2 separate regions of the Homo sapiens genome follow, and region 2 is linked to region 1. Evidence: chromatin loops called from intact Hi-C (ENCODE). Cell type or tissue: heart right ventricle. All regions are shown on one strand.

What was found. Hi-C counts contacts between places; a loop is a spot of excess contacts. Peaks named below come from ENCODE experiments on the same cell type or tissue, not always from the same donor. Only the 100,000 strongest peaks of a DNase experiment are listed, where the experiment ranks them.
Region 2: it touches region 1 in a loop (4-fold over the local background); 12 of 110 quality-filtered maps call a loop at or near these places.

The regions. Positions count from the first base shown.
Region 1 is chr4:174,154,929-174,157,428 of GRCh38, forward strand. All of the region lies in intron 1 of LINC02268 (long intergenic non-protein coding RNA 2268), which reads right to left. Among named protein-coding and RNA genes, the nearest start is that of LINC02268, 64 kb to the right of the region's middle. In heart right ventricle, a CTCF peak has its summit at 1,492 (motif pointing left); no DNase peak of the experiment used is centred here; H3K4me3 peaks cover 144 bases; H3K27ac peaks cover 1,078 bases.
Region 2 is chr4:173,521,042-173,523,541 of GRCh38, forward strand. No RefSeq gene overlaps it. Among named protein-coding and RNA genes, the nearest start is that of HAND2, 7.9 kb to the right of the region's middle. In heart right ventricle, CTCF peaks have their summits at 1,168 and 2,001; DNase peaks (open chromatin) are centred at 340, 820, 1,280 and 1,680; H3K4me3 peaks cover 2,189 bases; H3K27ac peaks cover 2,500 bases; H3K27me3 peaks cover 1,403 bases.

The sequences.
Region 1 (2,500 bases):
GTAGGAAATAAAAGAATAGTAATACATATTTTCTATTGTGTACTTCCAGAGATAAAGTTGATTGATTTTTTTCCCAATTTTTTATTTTGAAAGATGTGAAGAATTATATAATGAACACCAACATATCTTAGGGTCATCCTTTTTTTAACAACTTGCTTCATTTGCTTTTTTCTTTCTTCATCTCTATGTATATTTTTTGTGCTTATTCACTTGAAAGTTAGTTGCAGTCAACATAACATTTTAGCCCCAAATACTTTAGCATATATCACCTTAAGAACAAGAATATTCTCCTATAAAACCATAATATAACATACCCAAGAAACATATTATCTAGTAGACAGTTGTTCCTCAATGCTTTATTGTTTCTGATCCAGGATCCAATAAAAAATTACACAGTGAATTTGGTTGTCTCTTTCGACTCCTTTAATCTGGAATGAGTTTTTAATTTGATACAGTGAAAATGCTTATTTTCAAAATTACTCAGTCTCTAGAGTATCATCAATTAATACTGTCAGCAAATAATCAGGAAGACAATCTTAGAAACCTGGCCAGATACCAAACTTAAAAAAAAAATCTATAATCATTTCACTGGAAAAAAAATTCCTTCCCAATTCAACCCATGTAAACCTCGGCCAGGTAAAGAACAAGAGAAGCAAACTTGAAAGTAACCAGGGGCTTAAACCATACAAACCCCATACATCAAGTTCAGCAGTTTGAATTGAATTGGTGGTCAGCCTACTTTGTGTAGTACAACAAGGTAAATGTGCTGGCAATACAGTAGAGCCAGCCGACAAAATAAATGTTCATTTTGACTGATACTTCACTATTCAAATACTCTGCCCTTCTTTCCCCCTGAAACCCTCAATGCCATTTTATATAAAAATTTAAACATATTCTGACAGTGGTTTTATGGATAATACTAATGAATACTATCATATTAAATTTCTGTTCGTTCTCTGAATACTTCTCTTCCTCCCAGTTTACATTATTTTGGGAAAAGCACATCTTTAATCTTTATTGGCAATAAGCTCGCCTCTTGTTATTCACTTTAGGAGAAAATCCTTATTAGAAATGCAGTGCTAAAAAGGTACCTAAGTCATCAATATTATGGTATTTCATGAATTGAATTTGATGTATCATACACAGATGCTTGCATTAAAGCATACAACTTATTTTGGTTCAATAAAATGTTAATACATTGTTTAGCATTTATAAACAAACGTACCATCTTCAGTGCTAAATACGCAAATGACAAATGTAACAAACATGATGAACTTATTTTCCAAATCCTGCATCATAGGCACATGAAATACTTTGGTTCACCTGAAACATAATCTTTCATCATAAGAAAGGGAATATTATGATGAGAGAGGAGTGATAGAAATGTGGCTGTTTTCCTGTTTTTGATTTTTATGTGAAACTTAAAAGTCAATAAGAGAGAGTGGATTTCAAATGCAAGGTAATGGACAAAGGCAGCAAAGGGGGGTTTCTATTGCCACCTAGTGTCTAACTTTATAAGGGACTTATTTTTGAACATGACAGCAGTCACACAATGTGAAACAGACTCTGAAACGGGAAAGGTAATTACGGCACTTTCCAGCCAAAGAATTTCAGTCTTTTTTTCTTATGGTCAACCTCCTGTCACTGTATAACTGGTCTATATATATAAAAATACCAAAAATTTCACATATTAAAGAGTGATATTTATGAAGATGGTGATTTGTGTATATATCATGATATATACATGTACATTTGAAATTAATTCCATTATTATTTTGGATCAGTATAACTATTTAGAAAGTATAATTCCTGATGAAACAAGAAATAGTTATCTGTCACACTTACTCCATTGATATTTACTTAAAATATTACTACGAAATTTTTTCACTTTTTTTTTTACTTTATGTAAAGCAATCTATTTAGTTTGGCTAACACATTTTATGTCCTCAAGGCTTTTGCCACCTTATAATTAGACTCTAATTTTAGAAATTGAATTGGTTATTGTGTCACTGTATAAACTACTTAATCTCCCTCCCCGCAAAAATGTCCAGCAGTTCACTGAAATAAGAAATCAATGGAGCAGATTTAACTAGCTTCAACTGTGCAATGAAAATATGCTAGTGAAAAGTTACTGGAGATATGCCCCAACATAACTGTAATCTAATGATCCAAATCAATACATATTTGAATAGTCAGTTATTTTTCATCCTTTTCATGTTGTGAGCATAATGCAGTCATGTAGATTATGCTGTCTGAGGAGTGGTTTAGATTGTTTTATTGGTCTGCAACATGATTGCCAAAGTACAACTCCTTTCTTTTATAAATAGATATCTGCGGTTGGCGTAGAGATGTCATCTTCTCCTATAACAGCCTGATAAAGATCAGGTTTTAGTATTTAAGGTTTTGTTTTAAAGTCAAGTTGAAGTTTTTAGGCATTAATTTTATCTGGCATGAGGCGAGCTGGAGTGGTGTATGCAAGTGATAACCACTCTTTCTTTGA
Region 2 (2,500 bases), 630 kb before region 1:
TTTCCTTTTCCTCTAGTTACATTCACTCTAGCTTCTGACTGAAGACTCTGCTTGCCCTTTGTAGCCCGTGCAGGAATAAACAGCATCTTCTGGATTTGCTTTGAATCCTTGTGCTGCCCAATGAGTCAGAGGTGTAGGGTTGATCCAATAATATGGCTAATTCTCTCCCTGTAAAGACTTTAAATAATGTAGGCCTCTCTTCACCCATCCCCCATTCTCACCATCCTGGACTTCACGCGGGTCATGGAGAAGGTGTCCAGGGTGGGAGGCACGCTGGGTGGGTGTGGCCTCCTTTGGCACAGTGGTTCGGCATCCTCTGGGGGAGATTTTGAAAACTGCAGGCTCCGCGTCGAGCCCCTGACCTGCTGAATCAGAATTTCTGGTGAAGGTAGGGTGAAAACGGGGCTGAATTTGTCATTGTATCAAGTTGTCCGGGGAGTGGAAAGTCCAGGTGTTGGATTAATCCCAGCACCCCTTACTTCAGAAGAGACCAGGCTATCCCGCAGAACGCTAGGGTCAGAGGTCTGGGGCATCAGTCAGCCCGTCCAGGAATTATGCAAATATATGCAGCCTCTACTCTGAACACTGGGACGTAGTAGGGGACAAAGCTGCCGCCAGCCGTCCTCGTCCTTGCGAGGTGTCAGTGTTTGCGCCAGGGACAACTCCCTGGAGGGCTGGGGGAAGGGAGGGGCAAAAGAGGGTCCAGGGCCTCAGCTCGCTATGTACTTTAGGGTTTAATAACAGGTGCAAAGGCAGCTGCTAAAAGACATCGCATTCTGTAATCAGCTTCTGCCAGGCTGTCCGGCTAAACAGAAACTCCCACAATTTTGGCCCGAGGGCTGTAGGGCGGAGCGGGTGCCAGTGAGATGAGGGCAACCCTAAGAGGTGGCATAAGAGCCTTACCCCTAAGAGCCACCCCAACCCCATCCGGGGCTTGCACCGGCACCGCCTGGGCCGCAGTTGTTGCCTCAGGGAAGCTTCGCCCTGGCGCAGGGATAGAGCAAAGAAGCGACCGCATGTGGAAGGCTTTCCAGGCGGAATGCTCCAGCCGTAGCGAGTTGGAAAATTTAGAGTGGGGAGGGGGCAGTAGAGATGTTAACTGGCCCCTCCTCACCCCAAACAAGGAAAACACAGTCTTCTGGGCTAAAAATACATATTTATGAAGTCCCTATACGCAGGCAGGCGGCGCGTTCCAGCTGCCGGCCTGGCCCAGGGAGGACTTGGCCGCGCGGCCGCCGATTACACCCAACTCGGCTGGGATGGCTCCGAGCCGTCTGCCCTGACGTCAGCGAGGCTCCGGCCCCGCCGCGGCAAGATAGGCGAGCGCGGCCGGGCGCGGGTGCGGCACTAATCACTCCCAGATGTCCCTAATAGCGGAGATAAAGACGGACAGAGCGGCCGGGAATAAATTTGTAATCAGGGCTCTACCATCTGATCATCAAAGCGGCCCAAATGCCGGGAGAATTTGAAGGGAATGCGTGTGAGGGGGGTCGCTTGGGGGAAGAGGTGAGGGTGCACTTCGCGATGGGAACTGGCTTCGGTAGGGTAGAGCAGGGAGAACAGGGCGAGAGATCTGTAAGTTCGGTGCACGTAAGTCGGATACTCGGTGCTCTTTAACCTCCATTAGCCCTCAGACCGAAGCCGTTTAGCGGTTCCAGGCTGATTGGAGCTGCGCAGTTGCTGTGCGGGAAGCACGCGTTGCGCAGCGGCTGGGTGGTAAGGCGGCGCGATGAGAACTGTCCGGCCCCCGGAAACGTGGGATTGGTTTCCTCTCCCGGAGTTCTCCCCTCCCCCTTCTTTCTAAACATTTAAAAAACACGTAGTCCGTCTCCCCCAACCCCCATTCCCGGTAGACTTAATCCCAACAGCAATTCATTGCACCGCGGAGCTTCCTCAGGGAGGGGGCTGTTGGAGCCTCCAACCAGGGTCCTGGGCCCCAGTCTGAGAATGACTCCTGGGTTTTTCTCTCCAAGCGATCCGCAGGCTCTGACAGGCCAGGAGTCGCGCGCGTCCGGGAGACTCCTTAGCGCCCCCTCCTCACGTGGAGATCTGGACTCTCAGGAGCTGGGCCCAATGGAAGGAATGGGTACCCTTGGGTCACCAGGGTCCAGATTCGGCCCTCTACGGCGCCCATGCCACAAGCCTCCCTCAAGACCATCTCTGCTTGGCACCCACTAGCCAGCTCCTTTTCCAAATCTAGGAGCCTGGGTGGGACTCACAGGCAGGGAGAACTCAAGGCGGCTGTGGAAAACAAAATCGCGTGCCGCCCGCGCAATATTTGATTAAAGCTTCAGGGCTAACTGAGCGGTTTCTTGCGCTTTGCAGGCCCGCAGTGTATGTTCAGTCCCAGTTTTCCTGGCACCCTTTGCCCTGCTTATGTCCCCTGCACACACCTCAGGCCCTTGCAACTGGCCCGGGTTCTCTCTGCAAATCTGTAGTCTGGGAAGGAACTCCCGGGTCTCGTACTCCCTGCCGCTTTGCATTTGAGCTCTCACCTTCC